Linked DNA regions of Homo sapiens: region 1 is linked to region 2. Evidence: chromatin loops called from intact Hi-C (ENCODE). Cell type or tissue: endothelial cell of umbilical vein. All regions are shown on one strand. Links, peaks and the distances in the headings refer to the core of each region. The heading gives the core; the rest is flanking DNA.

The links. Hi-C counts contacts between places; a loop is a spot of excess contacts. Peaks named below come from ENCODE experiments on the same cell type or tissue, not always from the same donor. Only the 100,000 strongest peaks of a DNase experiment are listed, where the experiment ranks them.
Region 1: it touches region 2 in a loop (5-fold over the local background); 1 of 110 quality-filtered maps calls a loop at or near these places.

The regions. Positions count from the first base shown.
Region 1 is chr2:150,286,012-150,302,679 of GRCh38, reverse strand. The region is part of intron 2 of LINC01818 (long intergenic non-protein coding RNA 1818); the gene reads right to left. Among named protein-coding and RNA genes, the nearest start is that of LINC01817, 37 kb to the right of the region's middle. In endothelial cell of umbilical vein, for the core only: no CTCF peak of the experiment used is centred there; a DNase peak (open chromatin) is centred at 5,659; H3K27ac peaks cover 1,429 bases.
Region 2 is chr2:150,123,404-150,140,071 of GRCh38, reverse strand. No RefSeq gene overlaps it. Among named protein-coding and RNA genes, the nearest start is that of LINC01818, 38 kb to the left of the region's middle. In endothelial cell of umbilical vein, for the core only: no CTCF peak of the experiment used is centred there; a DNase peak (open chromatin) is centred at 6,321; H3K27ac peaks cover 2,505 bases.

The DNA of each region.
Region 1 (16,668 bases), core at 4,146-8,145, 160 kb before region 2:
TTGTACACAGCTTACAAGAGATGTACTTTAGCTATGGGGACACAAAATGAATTAAAAAAAAAGGTTGTAGAAAATACACAATTAAACTAAATTATTATTAGACAAAGTAGAATTTAAGATAAAAACTACGAATAATAAAAAAGGATATTTCATTTTGATAAATTTTAATTTGCTGGGAAGTTAAAACAATTCTAACTTAGTCAAGAGAAAGTAATACAACAGTTTTAAAATACCTTAAGCAAAAAATAACTGAACAAAAACAGGCAATGCATGATGATAGTAGGAGATTTTAATGTATCTCTCTTACTAATTGATAGAATAATCAGAAAAAAATTTATCCATGATAAATGATTTAAACATGATTTTAAAACTTGACCAAATGATGTATTAAGTTGTGACTTACTTGCACTAACTGCATAATATTAATTCTTTTTAATAGCACACAGAACATTTGATAAAAATGACCACATGTTGGACCAGAAAATGTGTCTCAAAAAATTTCAAATTACTGAAATTATACAGAAAATGTTCTCTGACAAGGGTAAAATTAAGGGAAAAATAAAGAGAAGAAAGATAACTTGATAGTCCGATATGCTAGGAAATTAAGCAACATACTTCTAAATAACAAATGGATTAAAAATAAAATTAGAAATAATTTATATTGCATGAAAATAGAAATACTACGTTTCAGAACTTGTGTAATGAAACTAAATTCATGCTTTAAGAAGGAAGATTTTACTCTTCAGTTAGTATCTTAGAAAAAAAAAAAAAAGACTGAAGATTCATGAACTGAGCCTCCATCTCTAGAACTGAAAATTAAGTTTCAAAAGGTAGAAAGAAAGAAGTGCTAACATCAGATGCAGATAAGATAAGAAATAGAAAAACAAATAAGAAGGGAATTGAAAGCTAACTCTTTGGAAAAGCTAATAGAATTGATAAAATTCAGCAATATTGATCATTAATTTTTTTAAAAAGATAGGGAGGCACTAATAATGCCAGAGGTAAAAATGTGTCATCACTGCAGATGAAGTTGATATTGAAACAGCAATAAGAAGATATTATAAGCCAATAAATTCTTAGGATGATACAATTTTTAAAATCCGACACAAGAATAAATTATCAAAACTAGTTCTAAAATTATGAAAGGAATTAAATCTTTAATGAAAAATGTTTCTATTAAGGAAAATTCCAGATGCCAATCATGATAAATTGTGTCAAATATTAAGTAAGAAATAATGTCAATATTATATAAACTAAGAGAATAGAAAAAAAGGAATTTTTTTACTACCCCATTATATGAGACTTGCATATCCTCACACTAAAACTTCATAAGCAAATTCTAGGAAAGGAAGATTATAGGCCAATCACCCTCACAAAAATAGATGCAAAATGGTGAAGTAATAATAATAACGATAGCATTATAAAAAATGGTGATACATCACAAAGACAGGCTTGTTTTGTTCATAATATTTACAGAATAAAGGATTTTTTAAAAACAATCAGCTGAGAAGATATACTAAATTCACACATCAAATTCAATATCTATTCATAATAAAAATTCTTATCAAACTTGAGTAAAATGAATTTTACCTAATTGCATTAAAGCTTTTCAGTAAATATTTTATTTAATGGTGAAATATTGAAAGAGTTCCCCCAAGACACAGGATGCTCACAATAATCTCTTCAGTTTAACATTGCTCTGAGGACCTATGTAGTATAAGAATACAATAGAAAAATATATATATTAGAAGAAATGAAATCATTATTGAAAACAACATGATAATGCATATAGAAAAATGAAAATATGTGTATAACAAAGTTAATGAATACCTGGTAAAAATTTTAAACATTGATATTCCCATATATCAATAATAATCAGTAAGTTGCATTTTAAGAATGTACATTAGTAATTGCATCCACATCAATTTTGTGGAAACAAGACTTAGGAAACGTGCAAAATGTCAACACAGAGAAAACTATAAAACATAAATAGAAATTAATAAAAACCTAAATAAAGGGAGGGATATACCATGTTCATCTTGTATAGTCCATTCTACTCAAACTGACTTTTAGATTTGATGCAATCCAAACAAACTCCCAACAAAATTTATTGGAATTTGACAAGCAGATTCTAAAATACATATGGAAATGTAAGATGAAAATAAAATGAAGAGAAGAACTTATTCTACAAGTTGTTCCAGAAGATATTAAATGTAGAAATTAAATAATGCTAAAAGTTGTGGAAGGACCACTTAACCAGAAAAAGAGAACACTTAACCAGATGGAGGGTCAAGGAACAGATCTGTACATAAAGGGATATTTCATTTATGACGAGGATGGCACCACCCAGCAGTGAGGAAACAATGATCTTGTTGCAGGACAGGCAAGCTCCTAAATTGGGGCTTAGCCCAGGAGGGTTCTTGGCTTCACCCAGAGAAGAATTCAAGTGTGACCAGGTGGTGTTAAACAGCAACTTTTATTGAAGTGGCAGTGCACAGCTGCAACAGATGTACTGCTTCTTATGACACAGGTCTACTCCACAGGCAGTGTGCCCAGAATAGCAGCCTAGAGGTAGTTCTGCACTCATATTTGACCCACTTTTAATTATATGCATATTAAGGGTAGTTTATGCAGAAATTTCTAGAATGAGGGTGATAATTTCTGGGTCATTGGGTCATTGCCATGGAAAGGGTTGAAAACCTCTGGGTGTTGCCATGGCAATGGTAAACTAACATGGCCCCTGGTGGGCACATCTTATGGAAAGCTGTTTCTGCTCAACCTGTTTTAGATAGTCCTTAATTTGGTTCAGTGTCTGAGCCCAGCCTTCAAAGTCCCGTCTTTTACCCCAATCTTGTCAGTTAATGGTGCATAATCTATTGGATATCCAATTGGAAAAATGAAAATGGACCTCTACCTCACATCATCTAAATGCAAAAGGTAAAACAATAAAGCGTCTAGAAAATACCAACAGAAAAAAATACTTATATGTCTGTGAAGGAGATGAAGATTTCTTTGAAAGTACATACAAGTAGAAACCATAAAGTATTGATGAAATGGTATACATTTGGCTCAAGACCTTCTCTTCATCAAAAGACCTTAAGAGAGTAGAAACAAAAGTCACAGAGTGAAAGAATATGTTTTCCAAAAATATAGCAAAGTATTTTTGTCCTTCGCAGACACACACTGTCTTGCACTCTCTCTCTCACATACACACAATACTTCAAATCCTTAAGAATAACAGAGGCAACTCAATTAACAAATAAGCAAGAAAACGGAATAAAAATTTTACAAAACAGGACAGTCAGGCATCCCGTAAGTATTTTAAAAAGTCCTCAACCTCACTAAGTCCTTTGGGAAAATGCAAATTAATACCTCCATAAGAAAACATTACATACTCTCTAAAATAATGAAAATTTAAAAAAATAAGTAAAAAGTGATTATGAAAATGAAGAGCAATGGATAACTCATTTATTGCAGAGGGCAAAGTAGTACCATCACTTGGAGAACGTTTCAATGTTTTCTATAAAAGTTGACACAGCAATTTCATTTGTGGGTATAGAGCCAAAACAAATTTATTCACACTTTAATGTGAACACATGTACAAGAATATTCATAGCAACCTTATTTGAAATAGTTCCAAGAAAGGAAACAGCAGAAATGCCCATCAACATCAGATTAAATGCATTTTGTTTAATTCATGCAACATAATACTACAAAGCCATAAAAATGAACAGAGTACAGTTTAAAGCAACAACTAATATCAATCAATAATCAACTAATATCAGAAAAAGATAGATACATAAAATATACATTGTGTGATTCAATTTACATAGCGTTCTGAATGGTGTTTTAAGTCAGAATACTGGCTACCCTTGGGAGGAGAGAAGGGGAATGCTTTGCTGCTGTGTTTTGACATAAGCCATGGTTACACAGACATATTTATGTTGTTATAAAGTAACGAAGTTCAATAAGTTGGGCCCTCATGATTTCTTCTCTTTCCTGTGTGTATAGTATGCTTTAATGAAGATAAGTCCTTTATTAAAAGATTTATATATTCTTTATTTTCAAAATATAAAAAAATTAGTAAGAATAGTTAAGCCAGCAATAAATATTAAAGTCACTAATCTAAATAACTCTCAGATGAAAGAGGAAAATAATACAGATATTACAAATTACTTATTTGTTGAAAATGAATTTGAGAACACTTCTTATCAAAATCTATGAAAATAGGCTGAGCGTGGTGGCTCTTGCCTGTAATCCCAGCACTTTGGGAGGCTGAGGTGGGCGGATCACAAGGTCAGGATTTCAAGACCAACCTGGCCAATAGGGTGAAACCTCATCTCTACTAAAAATATAAAAATCATCCAGGCGTGGTACCAGCTACTTGGGAGGCTGAAGCAGAAGAATCGCTTGAACCTGGGAAGCAGAGGTTGCAGTGAGCAAAGATCACACCACTGCACTCCAGCCTGGGTGACAGAGTGAGACTCCATCTCAAACAAACAAACAAACAAACAAACAAACAAAACTATGAAGATAGCTAAAACCTTACTGAGGGGAATGTTCACAATTTTATAGTCTATTTTAATTAACCCTTTTCCCTTTTGCCCCAAGAATATTCACCAGTGGCCCCTTGTGGCTGCAGCATTTACCCTTAGATAACTTTGCCATGAACTATCTCACTTTTATTATTATTTTCACATTGCTCTAGTATTGACTTTGGAAACAAAAGACATCATTCTTTTTATAGCATTTTGTTTTTAGTAGTAGTATTTCCATTTAAAAAATATAGTAATTCTATATTGCTGAAAACATCAAATTTTAGAAAACATAGCATCCCTATGTGTGATGTTACCATCATTCTCAAACAGTAGTTGGCCAAAGATTTATTTGATAAACCTGATTATTCCAAAATAGATGATTCTGACATTAGTTCTGTTTATAAATAACTCCAAATACAGTTTTTATATTTTATTTTCACAATGAAAATCAGATTTGCCTCAGCTTCAAAGAGCGCGTTTACAAAAAATTAAATGAATGCTGGCAGCGAGCTGTGCTTTTTTTTTTCTAAAAGTAAAAAGAGCTAAGCAAAAACTATGTAAAAGCACTCTAAGTGTTCAACTGAGTAAATTTAAAATCTAATAGACAAAACAAAAGAAAACAAAAGAAAGTAGTTAAACAGAATTGATAAAGACTGCACATAAATCAATGAATTTGAATATGAAAAAAAACCCAATCCCATCACTAAAGTGAAGTAATTAATTTCAGAAAATACCAAGCACTACCTCTATCTTGAGATGAGTCTGTGTGGTTGCAAGAATGGGTTGTTTGTAGACTAGTTACTAATAAACTTATCATGCAATTCCTATTTTGGAATAATTACTATATTAGGTTGGCCACATGGTGTTATGATTGATTCCTGGCAATCAGCCATTCAGACAACTAAAAAATAAAAGAACAAATTAATGCTGTCAAGCCATTTAAGCTCTGTCAAAGGTATTGCCAATTTAACCAGGGGGTTTGTAAAAGACATAGAAGACTCATTGGCTACAGTGTTACAAAGTGTGAATCAGCTAAGAGAAAATAAAATAAATAAAAATAAGAGGCTGTGTGCAATTGTTTCCTGGGGCCAGAAGTTTAATCATTTCCTCTGTTGGCCTGTAAGTTTGTGTGTTTGGTGGTGTTGCATCTGTGTATGTTAAACAATGACTCCATTTAGGGGAATGAGATGATGTTTCCTTTTTATCTCTGGGAAAGCACTGGCTGTCCTTCCACTTGAGACTAAAATTCTGTTTTGGATGGAAAGCCAACCACATGTATCTTTTTATTCTGCCTCTTTTATGTATGTGAGAGTGTCATGCTGTCAATCTTGTTGCTTTGCCAAATCCCTAATGCTTTCAGTCATGTATTTCAATCAAATGGCCATTTAACCTGGGCATTTCACCAAAGGGCTAAAACTTTTGGGCACTGGGTCAATCAACTAAAAATTTGATTCTGACTGCAGCCACGTTGCCTAAACAGATTTCTGTGAAACTGCTAATCAATCATCTCTTAAAGAAATGGTTCTTAATTTTTAAAATTACATATTTTTAATATATACCACATTCACATACATATGACAGAAAAAACAACAAATGATTGCTGATATAATACTTTCAGCCCCATTAAATTGTAAAAGCATTCAGGGGATTGAGAACTCTCAGTTAATATGATTAAGATATTTTGTCAGAAACAAGAGGCCAATTATGAAAGGCTCTGAGATTTTCTTCTTGTAACCAAGCATGGCCAAGAATTTAGGCTTTCCTGTTATTCCTGACAATACACATCAACATTTTCTTAACTACATATTTACAATTTTGGAGTTACACATGCCATTAAAAGCAAAATGTTTTCAGTATATTCTATTGATAATTTCCAATACATTAGCAATTACATTTGGGTTGAGCATAAATTTTTATTCAAATTATTGACTGCAAAAATACTTATAAAGCAACAGAACTTTCAGAGGTCTTGGAGTTCTCTAATCAAACAGAGAGCTAGAGAATTTATTTATTCTATAAGCTGTAATTTCTTCCTCCATTCTTATGAAATACATTTAAATTGAGTTTATATTTTACAATAAGACTAAGAACTACCGTCTGTATATTGAGATTTCCAAGATGGAAAAAAAACAAGTCCCTCAAATGTAATAATCTCATTATTCTGATTCTGGCATTTTGAAATGTATAAATAAACTTTACTATGCCTATATAATTGTGGTAGAATCAGACACAGCTGAGGAACTTAGTTGAGTCTGTTTTCAGCTTCTTATAAAATAGCCCTATTGAAAAGGGCATTTCCAAGTTTCTACCCCTGGAGGGAAGGTTCCTGTTTGAAGCATAAGGTAAATAGAGCCTATTGAATAAGGAGGTCATATCAAATTCTGTTGCCATCACTAGTCACACTCTGTTGGAATATGAGTTCGCACTGTCTGAAGTTTCTGATTCATGTACCATGGTCACCGAAAAGAACATTGCTATGAAAGCAATCATGTCATGGATTAAGTCTTTTTCTAAGTCAATGGAATTCAGCCTTTGGGAAATAAAATGTAGTCCTTGTTAAATAGTCCACTGACTGAGCTCAATTCTCCTCTTTGGCTTGGGAATATTATCTCTGAGAATGCGGAAGAGTGAGAATTTTATTCCCAGTCTGTCTTGAACTAATCCATTCTAACACCTTACACTGTGTTTTAGGAGTCAGGTGCAATGTAAATGTAGCTGATATTGCTTCTGTTCTATTTCTGAAGGTGGAAGAGGAGCCAGGCAAGCTGCTTTAGTTTCTGTTTCCCCAGTGAAATGGAAGCCTGGTACAGAAGTGATAGAATAAATATCAGATGATTTAAGTCACTTTCATAATGCTGCACTCCTCTTGCACAGGTATCCATATGAAAACCTCCTATCCAGGAGCTTAGCTTACAGTAATGGTGGCTATTGTTTTTATATTAATAATTATATCACCCATGCCTCTATAAGCAATTGTTCTCACTCCCTCAGGTTCCCTAGATGTTGCTAAGATTTTTAGGTAAACCTCCATGCCTGATCTAACATACAATAGAACAAAATGTGGGGATAGGAAAATCAACCATCTAAAATAACAACAATAATAATAATAAAGGGATGATGGTGAAGCAGAGCCTAAATCAGCCCAAACTCTATTGATATTTGCCTAACTGACTGACAATTGACCCACTTTTAGTATACAACCATTGGTTGAGATACACAGGGGATTTATATTTTTGGCTCAAGGAAATTTTGTGTATGGCAGTTCAAAGGAGCTTAGAAATAGAAGAGAAGGGAGCAATGGTGGGATTGGTTAGGATAACATCTGTGCCCCTGCTGGCCTAGGGACTGGATATGGGTTTGCATAGAAAGAGGGTTTAGAGCTTCAGACTGAACAGTTATATTGATAAAAGACTTTGTAAGACTTTATACTGGCATAAGCATTATAGTTCAAGGTGTTAAGAGTACCAATTTAAGAGGATATTCATACTTTTTCCTGTCCAGCCTCAACTCACCCTTCTGGTAAAGGCATCTCAGGAAAGTTTTCCCATTCATCATCAGTGGAATTTGGGTGGAGTTGACACCATGTTACAGATCCAGGGGTTTAGGGTTTAGGACGCAAACATGGATCTCTTCTTGTTCACATTGATTAGTTCACAGACAGACAAACAAATGGAACCAAGCCAAATGGGACATATTTATAGGTCTTTTGTTGGGAAAAGTGATAAAGAGTAGTTCTGTGTTTTTTATACATAGGATGTAGATGATTTAATCCTGAAGCTATGGGGACTACCCTATGGAAAATGCTTATTTGTGAGTGAAATCTACAGAGAGAAAAGCAGGGGAGAGGATGGGAAGAGACAAAGTCCTGTTGGCACTCTGAATTATTGGGTTGAGTTGTTTCTGAAGCCAAATAGCCTAATGACTTCTGTGATACCCACTAATACATGTCTTTTTGTATGAACAAGTTTGTATTGAATTATTTTGTTACAACCCAAAGAGTCCCAACTACTGCCATGTTCTTCCTCTCTATCACTCCATCCCTCATTGTGCTTTTGGCATCCACACTTAGAACGAGTATCAGCAGAGGCTGGGCCTGATGGGGTAGTGTGTTTCCATGGAAGTCACTGGCAGAAGAAGCAGGGGTGTAAGACATTGGTAAGTGGAGGAACATGTACGGACTTGTTTCTTAGTTCAGATTCAACACCATGGCCTTGGGAATTTCCAGCAATAACTGAGGGAATTATTGAGGGAAGACAGGGTGAGCTGGTCCAGAAAGTGTAACTCAAGTATTAATTAATATGAATGGGATGTCAGTTGTCCCACGGGCTCTAAGCACGGGAGCATGAGATTACCATATAATAGCACTGTTACTGAGAACTTACTATGTATAAGGAATTTTACGTACTGTCCCTAATCCTTCCCACCCCTCTTCCAGGTTGGAAGAATTTTTATTTCCAGTGAGGTTAACTGATTAGTTCAAGGTGACACAAATAGTAAATAGCAGAGACTGGGTTCAGTGTAAGGCCTACTTTTTTCAGGGCCCAATCCTTTTCACTCTGCTGCATTGTCTTCCTATAGTTCTGTAGAAATCTGTTCCTAAAGTCCCAATGGCAGATCAAATTTGTTATTCTACCCATCAAGTGGCATAGTTTGGCACAGTATTTATTAAAAAATACAATGAAACCTTAATAAATGCTTTCTTTTAACAAAGAAAATAAACAGGAAAGCAGAGAAACAGGAGACAGTTTAATTCCTCGAATTTTGCCAAGAAAGTTCTATAGAAAACACAAGGTATAGATCTCTCAGAATCAGAACAGCACTTCCAAAAATGAGACATATTTACTTACAATCAATGAAAATTGCCCTGCTCTTCTTGCTGATGTATTGAAAGCTCTCTCTTTATGTGTGTATGTGTGTGTTTGTGTGTGTGTGTATAATCTTCACTGTTAGGACTGAAAATAGATGGGGATTATTTATTCCTTGTGTATCCACTCATTTCTCTCCTACAGAAGAGTAAATAGCTAACCCCAGGATTTAAAGTCATCTTTACACAGAAGCCAGGAGCATATCTTTCTGCTGTTCAATGACTCATATATCATCCTACATGTCAGTGGAAGCTAAATTCACTGCAGATGTTATTATGGAGTAAAAAGTAGTACTAATGGGATTTAGCGCTATTTGTTCAGGTAGCCCTGCCTGTCTGGAAGATGGAAATGAATAGGAGAGACATCAGCTTGATGAATGGGTATGTGAATATGTCACCAACTGGGGACTGCATCCATTTTACATTCAAGAATTCTAGAAAAAATAACCTAAAGAGGGCAAGATCTTGAACAGAATGAATATGCATAGTTTCTCTCAATGAAGTCTTACCTATAGACTGGGACTTTGAAGAATTATCTAAGAACATCTAAAATAAAAATTCAAATCTAGATTATGCTTAGGAGAATTTCTGTGGGAAATTACAACAAAAGTCCTGGGCTGATGTAGGAAGAACCTCAAAAATGACATTACTGATATTGTTGCTCAGATGCTAGCTTAAAGAAAATTAAACTTGTGTTTACAGAAATGCTATGAAGCAGAGGTAAATTCACTATGAAGCCAAGAAAGGGCAGAGTGAGAGCTTTCTCTTGTGTATGTGCATTGGCCCCTCTAAGGGTCTTTGGCAGTCTTTAGCAATGCCATGGCCATATGTGTTAAAAGGTAAACTTAGGCACATTAAAGTTTCGGTGAGTTTATTTGAGCAGATAGCAATTCATGAACTGGGCAGTAACAGACCACAAGTGGTTCAGGACTTCAATGAGAGTAGGGGTGGGGGCAAAAAGGAAACTTTTATAAGGTGTTCATGGAAGCAAAATGAAGAAAATATATTTGATTGGTTAAAGTGAAAAGTCCCTAAAGTGTAGTTGGAAGTTTCTATTTGGTAAAGCTTAAGTTTTGTTTTACTGTTTACGTTGTTCTTCAGTTTGCTTATTTAGTATCCCAAGGTGCTGAGCTATCTCAGCCTAATGGCCTCCCAATTAAATTTCTATTTAACGTGTTTTTTGTTATATTTGCAAATTAAGATGCTCTTACTCATAAAGAGAGCCTCCAAACTGTAGAAAATTGAGATGGGCAACAGTCTGAATGTGTCCTCCAAAATTCATGTTTTAGAAACTTAATCTGTGATGCAACAGTGTTGGGAAGTGGGGCCTAAAGAGAGGTGTTTAGGTCATGAGGAATCCACTCTCATGAATGGATTAATGCCATTATTAAAAAAGATTTCAGGTTGGGTTTACTCTCTTTTGCTCTTCTGCCAAGTGAGGATGCAGCAAGAAGGCCCTCACTAGACACCAGATGCCAGTGCCTGTTCTTGCACTTACAGCCTCCAGAACTGTCAGTAATAAATTTCTATTCTTTATAGACTGCCCAGTCTGTGCTATTCTGTTATAGCAGCACAAAATGGACTAAGACAAGTCCCCAAAAACCCTAGATTTGCCCTTATGAGGAATGCTGCTCCCCAGAATGTTACTCTGTGACACAGAATGCCTGTTTTCTCAAGGTAGAAGCAGAATGAGTATCATATAATCAAATCAGTGGCCTCTTGGCCTCAATTTCTTCATCTATAAAATGGTTTTATTAGGGCAGATGATGTGTAAGTTCCCTTTCAATTCTAATATTATATAATTTGGTGTGAGCTATCTCTTATCTTTTGTAAGTTAAATGTATTGTAAAGAAAGATAAGGAGAAAAGGAAGTCGATTTTTAAAAAAGTCTTCTACCTTTACTCTCTTCATCTCAATCTTCAATATTAACATTAACAGCTAGGATTATAACATACACTTTATACTTTTTAATAAATAGCACCAAAGACTAGAACTAAACAATAATTTTTTATTTTTATTTTTATTTTTTGAAACGGAATCTCGCTCTTTGGCAGGCTGGAGTGCAGTGTGATATTGGCTCACTGCAACCCCCACCTCCTAGGTTCAAGCGACTTCCCTGCCTCAGCTTCCTGAAGAGCTGGGATTACAGGCACGTGCCACCACACCCAGCTACTTTTTGTGTTTTTAGTAGAGACAGGGTTTCACCATGTTGGCCAGGATGGTCTCGATCTCTTGACCTTGTGATCCACCTGCCTCAGCCTCCCAAAGTGCTGGGATTACAGGCGTGAGCCACCACGCCTGGCCAGTAATTATTTTGACACACAAATTTAATTTTCTATAACACCTAAGAGAATAATATGTGCACATTTTTGCTTGTTTACACAAAAACAGTTTAATATGACTAATCACATGACAGTAAAGTTAACTTGGAAACATCAACTCTGTTAATGATAATCTTTAAAATAATTACATTGTTTCAAATGGTGATGAGAGTCAATTCAAAAACAGGAAGGATGTCTGCTAGCTGCATTTCACTTTGAAAGATTTCACTTATCTAAATATCAGTAACATTATAGTCTCTAACATTATCTGCTTAAATATGTCAAAATCAGAACTGGGTCAAATATATACAAAGAAGAGAAACCATTAGTAAGTTTATTATTTAGGGTCAAAGATAAAAAATTCATGTCCATAAAATTAGTTGTTTTTTTTTTTTTGAGACGGAGTCTTACTGTGTCGCCAGGCTGGAGTGCAGTGGTGCAACCTCGGCTCACTGCAACCTCCACCTCCCAGGTTCCAGCAATTCTCCTGCCTCAGCCTCTTGAGTAGCTGGGACTACAGGTGTGCACCACCACACCCAGCTGATTTTTGTATTTTTAGTAGAGATGTGGTTTTGCCACGTTGGCCAAAATGGTCTTGATCTCTTGACGTCGTGATCTGCCTGCCTCTGCTTCCCAAAGTGCTAGGATTACAGGCATAAGCCACCATGCCCGGCCATAAAATTAGTTTTTATAAGAAGTGCAAGACATTTCACAAGAAAATTTTACCAAACTTTTAAGGAAGAGATAGTTCTAATGGTGTTCAAAATAAAGAGGTGCATAGAGAGTAAAAGAGCACACGATATTTTTATAAATCAAATGAAGCATTGACATAAAAATCTAAAAGAGCACAGTAATACAGACTTATAGACCAGCCTCCCTTGTGAATATCTAGGCAAAATATATTAAATACAGTGTTAGCATATAGAATATACATGGAAAGAATGATATACTAAGAAGTCATATCAGGAATTCAAGAATAATGCAATATTAGTAAATGTAGTAAAATATTTTACCATATTACTATATCAAAAAGAAAAATATATATATAGATACTAAAAAGACATAAAAATTTAAGCTTTCATTATTGTTTTTTGAAAAATCCTCCATAAAATATGAATATATTGATTATCTTCGTTACTTTCTTCAAAGTTTATAAGCCTAAATTCAATGTCAGATTGAAAGGCAAAATACTAAGCAAAGTCCCATAGAAGTAAGAAACAAGTCAAAGATGTTCATTTTTACCAGTTTTACCTAACCTTGTTCTGGAAATATTAATACAATTTAAAAAGAGAACAAAAATAAGTAGCATTGTAATAAATTAGAAAGTAAGAAAGAATATTATAATTATCTGTAGATGGTATGATAGTATACTTGGAAAGCCAAGTGACACAAGTAATAACTATGACATATAATAAAACATTAAGTCTATTGACATTACAAATCTGATAAAGATTTAGACATAAATTTTCTTCATAGTAAAAGTAATCAGTTTGAAAATTTCATGGTGAGACAGTATTTTATTTACAACAGCATCAAAAATAGTAAATACATAGGAATAAACTTAACAAATGGGTGTGATCTTTAAAAAGACAGTAATGGCAACAAGGAGATTATAAAAAATTTAAGCTAGCAGTCTAGATTATCTTCTTTTATGTTATTATAACCACATTAGTTTTTCCTAAAATAATATATATGCTTAAGAGGAAAACTATTTTAAATTTAATCAGATTTTTCTTTTGCATAATAGAAAAGTTGAATCTTAAGTTTATAAAGGGCAAAAATAAAAAGCCTGCATGGATAACCATAAAAATCTGGGGAAAAATTAATGGAGGGGAACAGGTGTACAAAAATTAAAACATATAAATTTAGAGCAATTAACATAGTTTGCATGAATCAATGAATAAAAGACCACAAAATATGTAAGAATTGGAAATGTTTCCTTGATTGTATTAAATTCTTACATATTTTGTGGTCTTTTATTCATTGATTCATGCAAACTATGTTAATTGCTCTAAATTTATATGTTTTAATTTTTGTACACCTGTTCCCCTCCATTAATGTATCCTCCCCTCATTTCCTAATCCACAATCAATTCAGGAAAATCAAATTGTTGAGCATAATTAAATTACTTATAAAAACAATATGGGAGAATTTTTTAAATATATAATTTTAGATTAGGGGAAACATCTCTCAAAACATGTCACAAAGCAAAAGTAATAATGGATTGGTAAAATCAAACATTTTGGAATGAGAAAAGTCAAAAGAAAAACTAGAAAAGTTATTTGCAACACATATGATGAAATAATTGTCTTAATGTTTGTTAGAGCCCTGTAAATAATAATTTCAAAAAAGATCACTGCCCAATAGAAGAATGAGAAAATAATATAAATACACATTTCACTATCCAAGTGGCTTTAAAATAGATTTTTTAAAGGGTCAATTAGACTTATGATTAAGAAAATGCAAAATAAATGAGATTTAATTTTTCGCCTATCAAACTGGCAAAGATGAAAGTACTAAATACCATTTGAGTCAAGATCATTGGAAAATAGAAACGTTCACACATTGGTGCTGCAACAGAAGATTGTCACGATTCCTTTGAAAGACAGTTTTTAACATTTATTAAAACAGAAAATTATATATCCTTTGTCCCAGCAATTTTACTTTCAGAAATTTATTCTGTAGACACACCTGCAGATACGTTTAGGAAGCACATACGAGAATATTTGTTGTAGCATTTTATCTAGAAACAAACCAGCAGAAGACCCAATGAATGAGACAATAAAACAAACCAAAACAAAAGGAAACTTTCAATTTAACAATATGAAATGAGTTATAGCTCCTTCATGTAATAAAATATCATGTGTGGTTAAGTATGTCAGGAGGATCTATACACATTGATATGAAATAATTGTCAAGGAGAAAAGAAAGGTGGAGAACAATCTATACAGCTTAAATGTGTATTAAAAAGGGGGGTTTATGTGTGTATATACACACACACATACACGTAAATCATTGTGCATGTACAAAAAACTTTTAACAGTGATTGTCCCAAGAGAAATTATTTGAGAAACAGAAACAGAAGTTCACGGTTGGTCGTGGTGGCTCACGCTTGTAATCCCAGCACTTTAGGAGGTTGAGGCAGGCAGATCACCTGAGGTCAGGAGTTCGAGACCAGCTTGGCCAACATGGTGAAACTCCATCTGTAATCCTAGCTACTAGGGAGGCTGAGGCAGGAGAACTGCTTGAACCAGGGAGACAGAGGGTGCAGTGAGAGCCGAGATCCTGCCACTGCACTCCAACCTGGGCAACAGAGTGAGACTCTGTCTCAAAAAAAAAAAAAAAAGAAAGAAACAGAAGTTCATGGCTGGGCAATATAATTTTTGCTTGATATTCAAAGTTTTAAAATGTTCATGAATTACCTGTTCAGTTAAAATAATCAAACAAACAAATTATTCGTAGTTCTTTAAGCTATTGTTAAAGATCAGCAAGTAGTAAGTGAGAGAATTTCTCAAGTATGTGTCTGTGGTGTGAGATTTGCATTTTTAGCTGCATATACAGTGTCACTTTTACAACAACGTTGAGGTAGGAGATAGAACTTGACTCTAGAGGTAGGGCTTGGACAGGGGACCAAACTGAGCACTAGCTAAAACAGATCTGGGACAGAAGCACCTCCCCATAAGACATACCTACAGTGTGCCATGTCAGCTTACCATTGCCATGGCAACACCCAGAAGTTACCGCCCCTTTCCATGGCAATGACCCGACAACTCAGAAGTTACCTCCTTCATTCTAGAAATTTCTGCATAAACCACCCTTTAATTTGCATATAATTCAAAGTGGTCATGAATATGCGTGCAGAACTGCCTCTGAGCTGCTACTCTGGGCACACTGCCTATAGGATAGCCCTGCTCTGCAAGGAGCCGTGCCTCTTCTGCTGCTGTATATTGCTGCTTCAAAAAAAGTTGCTGTTTAACACCACCAGCTCACCCTTGAATTCTTTTCCTGGGCGAAGCCAAGAACCCTCAGTTTTAGGGCTTGCCTATCCTGTATCAGTGTGACTTGGTCAGAGTGAGTCACAGAAGACTACATAAGTGAGCAAATTATTATTCTTCAAAACATGCTAAATATAGAGGCATGAATTAACATTATTTGAGAAGAATAATTGCTCGTTCTTCAAACTCATGTATTTCCTTATTAGCCACTGTTCTGGGTTGAAGATATGGTCAGGTCATAACACCCAGTACCGTGAACACAGCATTATTTGAAAATGGAGTCTTTGCAGATGTAATCAAGTTAAGATGAGGTTATACTGGATTAGAGTGAGCCCTAACCTGATGACTGGTAGGTGTCCTTATAAGAAAAGGGAAACTTGGACACAGACCCACACACAAGGAAAATGGCCACGAGAAGACTAAGGCAGAGATTGGAGTTATGCTACTATAGTTCAAGGAAGGCCAAGGATTGCTGACAACCAGCAGAAGCTGCAAGAGACAAGGAAGGATTTTTCCCCGGAGCCTTCAGAGGGAGTGTGCCCCTGCCGACACCTTGATTTCAGACTTCTCACCTTCAGAACTGTGTAGAATACATTTGTGTTGTTTTAAGCCACCCAGTTTGTGATAATTTATTATGGCAACTTTTGGAAACTAATACAGCCACTTTTCTATTTCTCTATTTTTTCCTTTTCGTCTAACATACATAAACTGAAACAGTCATGCATATATTTTTAAAATATTTTTTGCTGTTTTTATCCTCAGATGCTCTTGGACACAATGTTGTAAAATGAATTACTCTTGAGACGATCTTATGTCTCCATAGAACAGTATTCTAAGTAAAATTGTATTCCTAATCCAGCATGTAATGAAAAATAAAAACTAAATATTGACTATAGGTGATAAAAACATACATAAACATAGGTGATACATGATGAAAACATATGTAAAAC
Region 2 (16,668 bases), core at 4,588-8,587:
GATTGGACATGTATTCTATTCAGTGGGTGGCAGATCTGTTTCTAAACATATTTCTTCATGGAGCAGATTCCTAGTGGGGTTTATATTTCTTAACTATTCTTTATAGTAAACATCGCCCCACAACAGTTGCATTTGCATGTCAATAGCAAAGGTTCTGTGTGTGCGTGCATGTGTGTGTGTATGAGAATGGGTAGAACACAAGCGTATATATCTACTTTTATTTTTGTTTTCATTGTATCATCTGAGATTCATTCATCTCAAAATAAAAAAGGATCAAGGAGGCAGAGCAATATATAATGAAGACACTAAATGATTTAGTCGATTTCAGAGAAAATGGTTATCTAATGTATTTACAAGAATAAAACACATAGTAATTTTGTTTTAATTACCTGGATAATTGCAATTCCTCTTGTTATAATTCCAAGTCCAGGAAAAGAGTGTGACTTTGGGACATACGGGTGCAGATATGTTGTCACTGATTGCTGACTAGTATATACTAAATTAACAAAGTCAACATTGTAACTTACCATACCCTTTAGGTATTAAAATGCTTGATTTGAGTCTTTCCTTCTGGTTACTTTTTCCAAAAGTTTGGAAGGCATAGATGCCCATATTTTATCTAATCACTTCAAAATCACCAACATAAGCAGTTGTATTGCAGTTCTGTGAAAGATTTTGAACAATAATAAAATCTAGGGCAATCATGATTTTTAGGAAATCATTTTTATGGATATCTTCTCTGCTGCCAGAACTTCAGAAATATTCCATAGAGTGAAAGCCTAATAGTGCTTCTGGTTACCATCAGGCCTTTGGAATTTCAATAGAAACGAAAGACAGTCTGTGTAAAAACTTCTTAAGATTTTATGAGCCTGTTTAACTTCCCACAATTTGTTTCCTCAGAAGGTGTGTTTATTATTTCCTATCTGATTTCCCTCAGAATGGAGCAGTAAATTCTGAAAATGAGAAGGGTCCATGATATTTATCCCCAGGTCTCTCCTCTCAGTCCCAGATGCATAAACACAGCTGCCCATGTGGCATGTCTACTTGGGTGACACTCAGGGACCTCAGTGCCCACACACCAAAATGGGTCTCTTGATTCCTTGCCCTCACCTCCTCCCCTAGGCTTTCCCAGCTGAGAAAAAGGCACTGATACCCACACAGTTGCCAAGCCAGAAAGTTTATTTAAACATTTTTGTTCCAGTATTGTATAGCCCACAGAGCAAAAAGAGCATAAAGCACATGCATCTGATGTGTACAGTTCAACCAACTTCTACTTATGAATACACCGTGTAACCACCTGGATCATTTCCAAGATGCCAGAAGGTTCTCTTGTGACCCTCTGGGAGTCATTGATTTCTTGTTTTTCACTCTTGCTATTCTTCCATAATTTATCCCGAGCCTTTTCATTTTTCTTCATTTTTTCTGCTTTCACCATGATTATCTTTCACCTGGACGACTCCAGTAATGATCTCCCCGCTTCTACTTTCACCAATTCATTATCTCTACAGAGTCATCTTTTAAAAACTACAACACTGATCATTTCATCCCCTTCATCCTTAATCTCACCTTTACACTTAAAATAAGAGGGCAATGGAATGCATTATTAGGGCTTACAATGAACGCCTTTAAGAAATGGTCCCTGGCTGCCCTCCAATCTCATCTCCTCCGCTCTCTGCATCACTGCTTCCAGGTGTCTGAGTTTGTTGTTGGCTGGTTTTGGTTGTTGTTGCTGCTGCTTCTTTGAGCTCCTGTAAAATGCCCTTAAGGCCTTTTGCACACAGTGTTTCTTTGATATGAATGTTTTTCATCTTCTTTTTCTCTCCTCCCACCCCACTTCCATCCCACACTCGTGCCCATACTTACATATTGTCTTCACTTGGCTAGTTCTTTCTCATTCTTCTTTCTCAGTGTAAACATCACCTCTCCATAAAGTGTTTTCTTGCCCCTAACCTAAAAGACAGTTTTCAATGACTCTCAGAAAGTCATGTCGCTTTTCTTTATAGCACTGAGCACAGTTTGCAATTTTTATATTTAAGCGTTGCTTCTAGTTGTGTATCACCTAACCTCTGCTAACTGAGGTCCTTAGGGAGGAACCAAAGATGTTATTTGAATCCTGTGTCCTTAACAACTAGCACTGCACCCAGTATACAAGAAGTACTTAGTAAATAATTACTGAATGAAATAAATAAGTGAATGGCTGTGTGCTTGTCTCTGAGAACCGTGCGAACAGGAAAAACTGAGCAGAAACAGAGGATGATGTAGACAGTGCTTTTGAGAAAAGGTTTGCCATGAGAAACATTTTTTTTTCTCTCAACTGCATGTATTTCAGAAATGGACCCTGGAAGATGTCCATTTTCCTGAGCCCAGCATTACTCTGAGACAAGCATGTCCTCCTAGGATATCCCCGGAGAAGAATTCAGCAGTTATAAGTCAGTTTCTCTCATGGTTAACTCATGTGTCCATTCATCACCGCAGTCCATCTCATTCCATTGGGTTGGGGCACCACCTGGGGCAAGATGTTTGCAGACAACTCACTGGTTTGTTTCTGTAATTCCTATAGACTTGGCAGATGACCTGATTCCTGGAACATGGTGCAAGCTGAAAGCAGGGGATGGGGTGGAGTGAGGAGGCTTAAAAGAGAGATGGTAGGAAATCTTTTGGGGCAAGAATATAAGGTTGTATTCTATGTGAGTAGTGAATTTTTAATTTTGTTTTTTTCCATTGCAGTTCACTTCAGATCATCTCAAGCCATAGTAAAATGTTAAATACCATAACCTGGTGTTTGCTGTACTTTGGGCATTTCGAAGTGGATACTCGTTCAATGTTTGGTGCCTAGCCATATAAGGCAGAAGGGCAGCAACCCAGAGCAGTGTTATGATGTGGAAAGAGGTATCCAACAAAGATGTTCAGAGCGGCAGATCAGAACAAGAGCTGACAAATCGCTACAGGATGGATTTGTCTAACATGTCAGCATTCCTTAGGATTTACAGAAATACAAGGGGGAGAGAGCTGACTTCCCATGGCTGTACAGGATAGGGCACATTCCATGTCAGTTGGTATTAACGAGATGAGTGATCCCCGAAGCCTAGAGAACATGGGGACATTTGGGTTACCCTCTTTGGGTCACATGGCTTAAAATTCTCCCATTTAGACATTCCTACCTCAACGTATACTACAACTCAGAAAAAATCTACTATATTTAGGGCTTTAAATCTTTTTTAAAAAGTAAAAACCCTGGCTGAATTAACTGGGTCATCCATCTGGTACACTTTGGATTGAATCAGCACAATTTTCTATCTCAAAACTCCTAAAGTGATCAGCCAACTTAGGAAATGGGAAATTCAACGGATGTGCATGGAGGTAGTGTAGAGAAAGGTCATTTTTGCCCCTGGTGGCCTGTCAGAATATATATGGGAGTGACAGAGTTAGGCTTTTAGGAATCCTAGTTACAAAAGGAAACAACGTTTAGGGTGTGGAGCAGTGAGAGAAGACTGGAGTATGAGAAGTGAGACACTGTCAAAGGGATATTCTGCTGACTTGCAATTTTGCTTCTACTATATTCAATCATCTTTAAATGAGTCAGCAACGTAATTGGAAGCAGTTGCTAAAATAGCCAAATAAAATAATCAGCCCTGTCCATTTGAATATTTTGGAGGGGTGAGAGAGAAAGAGAGAACATTTATAATACGTGGCTTTCCACACCACTGCTCAACCAATTTCACCTGAATTCTGAATAATAAAGATGGGATTGTTTTACTGGCTTTGTGGGATAATTGGCTCAAATCATCTGTGTATTTCATGGAATATTATGCCTTGATCTAAGAGAAAATACTTAAAATATTTATTTTCAAGTAGAGATGACCACGTGTGTCATTCCTGGCTGAAACATGAATGCAGCAAAAACAGGCTGTAACTCTATATTCATGATTTAGGATAGAAGCTGACATTCTCGGGGACTTATGTTGTGCCAAGCCCTGTGCTAAGAACTCGCCTGCACATTTCATGTCATCCCAGCAACAATCCTTTGAGATTGGTACCATAATGATCCCCTTTTCCACATATGAGGAAAGAGATGCTCCAAGAGGTTCCCTAACCTACCCAAGTCCTCACTGCTAGGAAGGAGTCAGACCAGAAGTTGGGCAGCTCTGTTTGAGTCCAGAACCCATGATCTGCTCACTATGCAATACTACTGCAGCCAGTCAGTAGCAGCAGCCATCACTGCTATGTTTCCTATGGATGCAGAGTAAAATGAATGAAAGAACAACAGGGTCTCTAGTGTTGGAAATATTAGTCAAGAGATTTGTAGTTCATTCACATATTGCCAACTCCAATTTTGATATCCGATTATAGCAGAGTTGTGGAACAGTGGCTGAAACCAGGAGTCAGCATCTGTGGTGCTGGCCTTGGCTCCTGCTATGAGTCCTTGGAAAAATCATTTAGGCTACCTGGATCCAAGTCTGTGAAATGAAGGGGTTAAACGATCTTATAAGTAATAAAGCTTTTCCAGCTCTAACATTCCAAAAGTCTTAAAGTCATGAGAATATGAATCTTCCTCCACCCTCCCAGCAAATGGGATTAATTTTCAACATGTTCTGTGGCACACTCCAAAGTTGCCTGCCCAATGACGTAACCCAACATCAATGTAGGTCTTGTAAATGGACTTTGGCCGAAGGAAAAGAAAATCACACCAGCTGGCCGCTTGGCAGCAGACGAAAACTTGCAAAAAGGTGGGCAAGAAAACACTTTGCTACCATTGCTCCAGCCTGTTTTCATCCAATGTATTTTCTCTCACAGATTGTCTGAAGGTGCAAGCCTCCAGGATTTCTAGGTGGAAATTGCATCGTGCCTGGTTATAGCTCTTCCAGTGGCCTGTCTTCTGGACTTAGCAATTCCCTCAAGCAGGAAAGTTTGTTAAGAAGTGGAAGAGTGATTTGCATGTATATGTGTTTATTTTTCACAAATACTTTTATAAGTGCTGAGATATGGGGTTTGATGCTCTCCTAAATCGGGTTGCCTGATGAAACACAGGGTTGAAGTTAAATTTAAATGTCAGGTAAATTAGGAATTACCTGGGCTATCCTTATACTAAAAAATTATTCCATATCTGAGTTTTTATTTGATAAATAGAGCAGCCTTACTCATGGAAGAAATAATATTTTATTTAGCTTTTTGATCAAATGTGTCATAAGCTGGAACATTGATAATTTGGACTTGCAACTATTACTTTCCCCATTTCAATACTCTAGTGTTAAGCATCTGCCATGCTGTCGACGTGCTTTCAGTGGGTGTGTTTTTGTTTAAATTTCTGAGGTTATAAGTTTCTTCTTTTTAAAGGAACACACACATACACCCACCATGAAACTCATTCATAAAATCAAAGAGATCCTACGCATTGATATGAGGACTTCTAAAGAATGTAGCATATTTTGGCTAACATCTGTGACTGTGTTCTTTGAACTAATTGGGAAATATTGCATGCTGGCAGGCTTTAATCGAGAAATATGTTTTCTTTTAAGGGTGATTTGTCTAATTGGCTGTAGAAATTCTTTCTCTCTGCTTCAGAAAGCTTTTTGCCCATTTGCTAATAATTCAGCTTCCCCACCCTTCCCCCACTCCAAGGCTGATGTTACACAGGGTTCCCTGAACTCTGTTCAGAATTCTGTCTTTAAGCAGGACAAGGGTTCAGACCTGAATCAACTCGAAACAAGGCATTTCACCTTTCTGCTTGCAATGACCTCCTTTAGACAAGGTGTTGGAAGAGATGATCTCTGAAATTCCATAGTCTACCGTTTCTGATCCAAAGTAGGGAATGGCCTGGGGAGTGGGAGGAGGATAAATCAAGAAAGTATAAAATAGGGTGTTAGTTACAGTTTTATTTCAAAGTTCTCCTAACCTGGGCCCTTTGGGTACAGTGAGACTAGGTTGCCCCAAAAATCTGTGTGAAAAAAAACAACTTCTGTCTGTTTCTTAAATGCCTTCTGGATTCCGAAGAATTTAACATTTTGCTATAAAAACATAATATTTAGCTATAATATTAGAGACTCCAAAAATTTTGTCTGTATCGTCCTAAATATCAAGGTTTTGAATGCATCTTAATGTGTGAGGAAAATTTTCAAGTTGATGCTTGGCAAAGGAAAGGTGAAATCCAAGAGGTCACACAAATGAACAGAGAAGCTGGTTCAGGTGACTGTATTAATGTGGAGAGCCAGACAATTGGCTAGGTCAGGAAGCCGAATGAGTCATACTGACTCATACTTTCATACCACTGCAAAGACAATGCATATGGAAGGACTGCGTGATCTGTTCTCAGACTAGATTCATTTCTAGTTTCATAACCTTCATTGCCCTTAACACAGCAGACAGGACACTGATGTCATCGGCAGGATGCTACAGAAAACAGGTGAAAATAAACATTGATGCCCTTCCTCCGCCAAACAGTCAAACCCTGAAGAAAAGAGGAGGTGCGAGTCTCATTATTTCCTTTCGAAGGGTAAAAATCTAGGTTACTTTTTCCAAACATTCATTTTGGTGAGAAAATCGGTTTGATTTCTAACTCAGAGACTCATGTTTGATGTTACTGCAAAATAGTTAAATGCATAGAATACCTCCTAGAAAGAAAGATTCCACACTGCTACCTATACGGGAATGATGTGTAACTCATGTTTCATCTAAAAACTCAGCTTTTTATTATTTATTTATTTATGGGCTAAAAAGTGCATGGCTGAAATATCCATTTAAGATGTAAACCTTTGTCACAATAACTGTTCTTCCACCTAGTGAAATCCCAAATATTCCTTTTTTAAAAAAACTGCAGGCCAGGCACGGTGGCTCACACCTGTAATCCTAGCTCTTTGGGAGGCTGAGAAGGGCAGATCACGAGGTTAGGAGCTCGAGACCAGCCTGACCAACATGGTGAAACCCCATCTCTACTAAAAATACAAAAAAAAAAAAATAGCCGGGCATGGTGGCACGTGCCTGTAGTCCCAGCTACTCAGGAGGCTGAGGCTGAGGCAGGAGAATCGCTTGAACCCGGCAGGTGGAGGTTGCAGTGAGCCAAGATCGTGCCACTGCACTCCAGCCTGGGCGACAGAGCGAAACTCCATCTCAAAAAAAAAAAAAAAAAGTGCATAGAGTATATTTGACTCAGCCCTCTCCTAAGAAATGGAGAAAAAACAAAATTCATGGAAAAGGATGCTTCTTGGTGGAGAGGACATGCACTGGACAGATTTACTACTGGGAGAAGTAGCTTTGAGAGGCTAAAAAGTCATCCTTACAGGTCCCTGCCAGGTGTTGAAATCACTTCTGATTGAGATTTGTCTAATTTTTCATGACCCCTCTCTTCCCTTTTCTTCATTGAAAATAACAGCAAGTTGTTTAAAAGGCATAAAACTTGCCACTTCAGGAGGAAACAAATATCTCTAGTTCATTCCAATTATCATTTATTAATTACTACATGAGTGGTTTGTTTAGTTTAGTCTTCAGCGTCTCTGGTAATTTCCTTTAGAGAGTCAAGCTAAAATTTTTTAACAAGCAAATAGCTGATTTCCAAATAAGTGTGTTCCTATGAACTTTTTCTGTTTCATTAGTGTTCAAAAGATGTATCTAATGCAGTTTTTAAAATAAATGTAAGTTTCTGATATCTGATTTGTGCTGAATTTTTCTCTTTCTTTTAAGGATAATCCCCTATCATATCCCCCACAATTTAAACCTAATCAACCTAAGGAAAAAGAAAAGAGAAAAAAATAGCATTGCATTTGCCTTATGGATCTTTTCAGGTACTTACTACAGGGGTCAGAACTCTATGAGGAAGCCATGTTTTCTCAGCATTGTCACCAGTTAGCTTTGTTTGACAAATGAAATTAGAAACAATGTGAACACAGTTCTTCTAATAGTTCATAAATTCTTAAAAAAACAATGACAATTTCAAAGGATTTTTATTTGAATGTTTTAAGTTTGGCATGGTATTGAACTTTTAAAGTATAGACTTGCATATTCTTTATTAGCTAAACCAGCCATGACTCTATAATTGTAAAACCCCGAAACATTCAGGGTGAACCCAATAGGAAGAAAAACAAAAAACAGCCGCATTAAACTTTGTCTTTATTGCATTTATTTATTATTACCAGATACCAGTGGTATTAATGTATCACCAGTGGTGATAGAATTATGAGACTATGATACAATTATGAGACTATGTCTAAGGAGAACAATGCAGTAATTTGATAAATAAGAGATTATTGAAATTAAGTAAGCCTAAAAAGCATTTAAATGGTGATATTAATATTTTAAAACAAATGATAGCCAAGCCAGCAAGAGATTTATAGTTATAAATAGATATCTGTTTTACATGTATCTTTGTTCTGAAAAATTGGGATAATTACTAAAAAGTTTCTAGGAAAATAAGTATATTAGTCAGATACCAACAAGGTAAAGTGGAAAACCAAACTAGTTATTGACTTGAATAAAGTCATTCTATCTTCTACCTCCAAGAATAAAAACAAAAGCATATAAACATAAGCATAAAAACATAAGCATATAAATACAAATACCAAATTTACATCTCAATCATCAAACATTTCCAGAAGATAGATATTTTTGAGGGCGTAGTGTTTATCCTTGTTTAAACAGGAAAATAAATGGCCTTTGAAATAAAAATGAAGTGCTTTATTTCTCATAAAAAACATTCTTGTGATGACCAGAAGAAAGCTACTGACTAAATTCAACAAAGATTCAAATATTTCATGACACTTCTAGGTCACATTCACACATATTTTCATTTGCTTTTCTACAATAAATTCAAGTGTGTAAATATGGAGTTAGCATGAAAGCCTGATGAAAAACTAGGTTTTCAACTTTATATTGCTTTATGTACTTTCTCCTCTTGATAATTGAAAATTCACTTTTGCAATTTACATTTCAAATCTATTAACAGAATACAAACTGCTATACCTACATTATTACATGCTCTCTTTCCTACCCAAGTAACTCTAGCTTCCCTAAATTTCTCACATTCTTCTGAATAAAAAGAGTCAGGACTAACTATGAGGGAGAAATGATCATTTTTGCTTTTACACCTTGACTTGAATAAATTTTCTGAATAAATAATTAGCAAATTAGAAATTCAGTTTGAATGATCTTGGTTTCCACCTTAGGGTCATCCTCTGAAACACACACTACCTGTACTTCATTCTCCATTTGATCTCTGTCTGTCCTTCATTTGGATAATTTCAGTAATGCACATAATGAAGACAATCCTCTCCCTCTCTTATCTTGTTAATTTTCAAACTTTAGAAGTCTGCCATATTGACATTAGTAAGTCCTAGCTTTGTATGCAGTTTGATCTCATTCTGGCTTCAAGTTATGTTAAACATCCTAGAGGCACCCAGTTCTTGTCGCTCTGGAAGCCCTGGGTATAATACAGTGTCTCAAGTCTCTTCTCATGTACCCCTGCTTTTCTCTTTCTGCCCCCCCAAAATCAGAGAAATTCTAAACAAGATTATGTCCCCTTTTGAACTAAAATTGGCTTATTCCTACAAATTCCCTTCTTTTCTTTTCTTCAGACGTTAGCATCCTCTGTGTTTATTATGCTCCAGTGTTACATCCCTTCCAATTTATTTACAACCCATTAAAAGCCAAACATTTGGAAGCAAATCCAATGTAAATATTGGAAGGATTCCTGGTTCTAATTGAGATATATTGACTTAGTCTTCACATACTCAAAGCATGCATTTTAGCATTTTTCTTTTCTTTTTCCCTGTGGATTCTATCTAAACTGCACAAACACACACACACACACACACACACACACACACACAATCAATTTTAAAAAATAGGTCTGTGCTCAAGCAGGAATCGTCAAAATAAAAGTAGACTAAAGTCTTTGAAGAGAGGCCTTAAGAGCACACTGCTCCGCAATGTCACTGGTTTCAGAATGGCTTTAGGGCTCCGAAACTGAAAAGAAAAGTTTCTTCTTTCCGATTACAAAAGTAGTAAATGACTGTGAAGAGAATTTTGAAAATGCAAGGGAAAAATATCAAGCAAAAGGGAATTTTATGTACAATCTCACCACTAGAGAAAACCACTGTTTACACATTACTGTATTTCCCACATATGTTATGGCAATAAAAAAATGTAATCACTCTAGATAATTTATATCCAGCTTATATTTTTCCTCTTAGTACTTCATAATGAGCATTACATTTACATGCTCTGAAAACACATGTAAACCATGGCATATATGTATTGGCATTCATTTAGCCATGCTAGGAACTTTAAAAATCTATTCTTCTGCCTAAGAAAATAATTTCTTACATGTATGTAGTTCTCAAAGGGCTTTCAGATACTTTACCCAACTTAGACCCTCAACAGATAAGGAAAGATATTATTGTCATCTCCATTTCACAGATGAGGAACTGAGTCCTGGAAGATTTGTACCTGGAGACCAAGATGAGAGGGATCTGGGCCAGGGCCCATGGGTATCTACTTCACCATTGCTAGTGGTGGTAGAAGCAGAGGAAAGCCGATGATGACCAAACCGGAAGGTTACAAACTGATCTGAGCACATGCACAATCTCTCTCTTCATGTTCCTTGCTTCGATTAATGGTGCCTCCTAGGATCTAAAGTTGAGTGTCATCTTTAAGAAATCCCCTTTCTTTATGCTAATATTGAACAGCAGGAAAGGTAAGTCTCTGTGGCTCACAGGAAAATTCTAAACTCTGTGGCCTGAAATTAAAGCTGTCTGTGGTCCAGACCCTGCCACCTCTCCCGCATCCACCACTATACACCTGATGCAAATTTTTCTCCAAGTATGGACTGTATTCCCTTCACAACAGAATCACTTGTGATGATGGTTCATGATAGGTTCTGGGGGCTCATTCAGACCCACTGAAATATAATTTCTGGAGGTGGACATGAGAACCTTTCATTTTAAATAGTTTAGGATTCTTAAGTACTAGAATGCAGCTATATTCCAGGCAAACTGAACCACTCTCTTTCTTAGTATGCCCATATTCCCCACCCTCTGTGCTTTTCTCAAATGTTTCCTCCCTTCACTTTCTACATGTTCAACTCTTGCTCACTGGCATGGTTTGGCTGTGTCCCCACTCAAATCTCATCTTGAATTGTAGCTCCCATAATCCCCACGTGTTGTGGGAGGGGCCTGGTGGAAGGTAATTGAATCATGGGGGTGGGTTTTTCCATTGCTGTTCTCGTGATAGCGAATAAGTCTCATGAGATCTGATGGTTTTAAAAAGGGCAGTTCCCTTGTACACTCTCTTGCCTGCCACCATGTAAAACATGCCTTTGCTCCCCCTTCACCTTCTGCCATGATTGTGAGGCCTCTCCAGCTATGTAGAACTGTAAGTTTATTAAAACTCTTTTTCTTTATAAATTACCCCATCTCAGGTATGTCTTTATTAGCAGCATCAAAATGGACTAATATACTCACTCCTCAAAGCCCAACTGAAATGCCACCTCTATGAACAGCACTACCTGGGTGGCACCATCTATAAATGACCTCTCCTTTTTCTGAGCTCCTATGCACTCACTACTTATTGGAGGAACCCACATTGCTCACTCTCCTACTGTATTTTAGAAGCTGCATTTACTGGGTAACTCTGTCACATATCTTTAAATTAGTTATGAAACTTATGGAAACATTTTTTATCTGGAGGAATTATGATGCCTCTACTTGCGTTCAAGAGTCTTAATTTGCACACCTTTGGTCATTCTCTTTGCATACACAGACATTCAGCTGGAACCTGAGTCAAGAATCTTCATGAAGAAGGAATGGTTCTACATCACTTCTTCTCAAAGACTGCTCATGGATGTTTTAAGAAAATCCAGGCCAGCTATCACGAGCAGCAGGGGAAGTGATTCATAAAAGTAGACTGTGACTTGGAGCAGAGCTCACAAGTTCAAGTTTATGTAGCAGCCAGGCAGATAATGTAAGTGAATGAAGGCGATTCAGAGCAAGGTGCTAAATAGCTTCAGATATTAGACTTTATATTTGGGCACAGTAGAGGCCATGGTGGTCTAGGGGGGCCTGCGCTGTGCAGAGAGTCAATAGATTCCACCTAATCATCACCAGTCACGACTGCAGGCCCAGTGTTGCCAGATACTCATTTTTAAGAGAATCCATAAATTGATTTTTGTGAGACAGCTCCTGATTTTTTAATATTGACAACTAATTCAAATTTAAAACACCAGGTAGGCAGTGCAGGCCAACACATTTACAGGTAATTTATTTCATGCAGCACAGTGCCATAAACCAGGATTTTACAACTTTCTCTTTTCCTGAATCACTGTTAGAGTCAGCGCCTTCTATCTTGAGAGTCTGAGGGGAAGGTAGAAATGATTTCAATCCAGTTCTCCTTCCAGTCAGAAAAAAAAAAAAAGTGTTTGGCAGGCCTTAGATTTGGATATTCCAGAAATTCTGAGGAAGAGCTAAGCCAAGTATAGATGCTGTAAATGGGCCCTGACTCCAGGCTCTGAGTCCCTGAGAGCGAGAGATGGGGTACAGTGTTGGGGGGTGGTGGGGATTAGGGTAGAGCAGGCTGCATATGTGGCTTAGTCATATCTCACTCTCACGAGGTGTGAGTAATTAAGGAACCGCATGCTGCTTCTACTGTCAGAAGTACAGGCTCATGGGAACCAGTTTGAAGCAGGCCGGGTGGGGTAAACTAAGGTGGCTCTGACACTTTCTGACTTCAAGCTGTGGCCTTAGGACCTTGATTGTATTTTTTAGCTTTGATGATAAAATGTCAGTGACTAGTTAGGGCATTGTTATTTTATAATTTATAAAATTATTTTATAATTTGATTGACATAAACATTGTCAGTGTAAGTGATGCGCATTTACTAGCTCATTGGTGACATTTGTGAAAGAAAATGTTTTGTGGGCCTTTTAAGCCCAGGGAATCTCAGGAAATCAGGGGGAAGAATTGCTTTCAGTTTGTTTGATGTCTGTAATTAGAGGTCATTAGGGGAGTTCCTGTTCTCTTAAGGGTTGTCACCTCTGTTTTCTGTGGCCACATACAGAGGCAGCTGTAATTTGCACAAGGTCAGTCAGGCCTGTCCCCTAAGTGACAGTGGTAATAAGTGATGTGTGTAGTGAGTGCAGTTAAGTTTGTGTGTGGTGCCATTACTACCGGAGCCCTTCCTTCCACAGTATCTGACCTCCTCAGAACACAGCTCACCTATGCTCAAGGGTCCCTTTCAGGTCACTAGGCTTGGCCTCACACATTGTCTTTCAGATTAGAAGGGGTCCAGGGCAGCACAGTGCAGTTCTGGCAGGCTCGGGGTCTCACAGGAGCCTCGGCACTAAATCTCATACCCGAGTTAAGCAAGCCTCAGCTTTCTCATTCCATTTTTGAACTGTGTGCCCCACATGACATGCCAGGGAAACATGGCACATAGCTAAATTAAGCTGAGTAGCCAACCAAATCCTGTGTGCCTGCCTATGCTGAAGAGAGAGGCACTTAATTGCTCTACCTCATAAACCTGGGACCGGCCGCACGAGCCAAGGGGCAGGTACAGGGGAAACTTGACAATCGCCTGGTAGTTGTCATAACCTGACTTGCATTTTGAGCGCTTGACTCATCCTGACATTAGCTGAACAACTGAGTGTCTGTTTCCTTTGTGGTTGCCTGGACGATTAAGATGCCCATTATTTTTAATAAAATAAAATAAATACACATATATTTAATACAATAAATATAATAATAAATTTAAATTTTAACAAAATGCAATTAAATAATAAAAATAAAATACTATTTTTGATAAAATGAAATGTATTAAAAATCTTATTTTCAATCAAATCAGAAATTTTCTGGGAAATTCTTACATATCAACTATGTTCTCTGCAGAGCATCTAGTTAAGTGGCAGCATGAACCAGTTTATTAAGGAGCATCACAGGACAAGGAACTTCTGTCTGGCAGAAGTAACCTCAGTCTGCTCCTCTCACCTTTGAGAGAGAAGACTGGCCAGTTTTGTTTATTTTTTTTTTGTCTCATAAGTGAACGTGCTGCATATTTCACAGAGGGCAGAAAAGAGGAAGCTCATATTCCTCTGGACACTACGAGGCGCTAGGGCTTAGAGCCCATGTGTCACTGTGGGTGGGAGGCATGATTCAAAGCCTCTGTCTTCCTAATCATTAACAAATGTCCTCTCTCCCAGGAGGGAGAGTGCGAAACAATGAGGACGTGTGAGAAATAGCTCTTAGCTGGCCTGGGAGCTCGAACCTGGGTGCACATCAAAACGAGTACCACAGACGCTTCAATGCCAAGCCTGCTGCTCTGAGATGTCCAAATGCCCGGCTGGTGAGGTGAACAGTGGCCAAATGGATTCCAGAAATCTCATGGGAACAGTATCTGCTGCTGCGGCTTCTCTGTGGCTCTTTCGAACCCCTGGTACATAAAAATGGTGGGAAAAGATAACTTTTCAACCACCAGGGTAAGACGTTTACATAGGTCCTAGGCTAACCATTCAGGCCACATGCTTTTATTGTGTTCTACCCCACCCCACCCCCACCCCTACAATATCTGTAAGTGTAAAGAGCTACACCCTTTCACAACATTCTCTCACTCTTTCATCAAATATTCTTAAGCCCTTCATATCCCAGCAAAACTGGCATGTGGCTGCTGAAGTCGGCGGCTACTGAAAATTAGTAAATAGTGGTTCAGTAATCGACCTATGAAGTGTCTGTTCTGACCACAAGTTTCAACTACCCAGAGCGACAAGGGTAAACACAACAGACTGGGCATTAAGCCTGGGTTAGTGGTTTTCCATGAAGCCCTACAGAAGAGTGACAGGGCTGCCACAGGGAACCGAGTAGAAAGGCAAAGTTCTGGAACCCCCAAGCCCACTTTAATCAGAACAACCCTGCTTAGCACTTTCATAATTGTTGCTGAGTGTTGTTTTAATATATATTGGACTTAGGTGCAGGTTATCATTTAAGAAAAAGGAAGCCTAAACAATACCTGAGTATTAAAAAGAAGTTATAACTTCTTTCTGCCACCCTCCAACTCCCACCTTCTACAAATGATACACTACAATATAGAGACAGCAAAGACACTTGGAATTAATCATGGTTATTTGGAATTATTTGTAGTTTCTGAGTCATCACCTATATGCTAACTACTAAAAAGTACTATTTTTGGCCCCAATACAATTTTCTCAACACATTTGAGCACTTACTATATACAAGACACTCTGCTAGGTGCTGGGAACAGAAGTAACACACCCACTAGGTATCAGCTGCCTAGGGATAACTCAACTTCTATTGCCTTAGTTAGTTTAAACCAAACTTAGCATCTTTCTCACTTTCCTTTTTACTGCTTCAGCTACGCTTATCCAACATATACCAAGCTGGCTTTCCCTAACTATTTACAGAAGTGTCAATTTATGTGATCATTTTTTATACTTTGTTTTCTTTTGTTGCATGAATCACTTCTTTCAGATTGACTTCATCTTCTTGTCCTGATATAGTACTTTAATAGTTTATACCTGCATTACAATCCTCACTAGATGTTTCTTCATAGCAGACATCTGTGGAAGAGCTGTAATGGCATTAAGGTTGAAGGGAGGGGAAGAGTATACAGCCCTTCTGAAAGAGTAACATTCACCAACTCAGAGCCAGAGGAAAGGAGCCCAGGGTCCCCTGAGTGGTAGGGGAGGAGAGTCAAGATCCCTTGTGGGATATGTGGGACCAGGAGACCAACTTCCTCCCGTTCCATGGTGGCAACCTCTCCAGTAGCCAGGAGGAATTTGATGAGAATTTGGTGTCTCAGCACTGTTCTTGGTAGCAAGTGACCCAGAGAAACAACTATTCTGGCATTTTGACCCAAGTCCTTAATAGTACCCCTCTAGTGCCATCTTTCATCATATCATCCTTCAAAGCTCTGTTGAAGCTATATTTCCTCCCCCAAAACACTCCCTCTAATGTTGCCATTTCCTGACTTCTTTCCCACCCGGTAACTGTATTTGGCAGGTAGCTTCCCCCTTCACACTGCTCTAGACTTTCATTTACTTGGCATTTTGTAATGGGTATTCAGTGCAGGCTTTTTACTAATTGCTTAATTGTCTTTCAAGGATATCAGACAGCAAACAAGGCCTGCCTTTCCTTTTTTGTCCTTCCGTGCTAGATACATAGAGATATCCGAGAAATATGAGTTGCTAGATTAATTTGTGCTCAACCCATTAATTTAGGGGGGAATAGTATATAGGGGGAATAATATATAGAGAATCTGGCCTTTGCCATATATTGACTAAACCCATGTGCATATTGAGAAATACTGAAAAGCTTTTCTATAAGTGAGGGACTAGCCATCAGCAATAAAATCTACTTAAAGATTCTTCGTGATCATGTTTTGTTGATTAGAGTTTGCTTAGAAATATTTACTAGTCATGTGTGTGTGTGTCATTGCTTCTTACATTACTCTTGAAGAGTTTCTTATGACAGTAAAAGTCTCAGAATTATTTATGTTGTCTTTGAGAAGTAGCCCAATGCATTCATTCCTTTTCTTTCATTTATGTTTAGATCTTGTATGCAGCAAACTGAATATGAAACTCCTGTCACTGCAGAAATAATAGAAACATCTTTCCATGGCTTTGACTTTCTTCCAAGGGATGACTGGGACATCACAACAGAGGAACACGGTCATGACCTT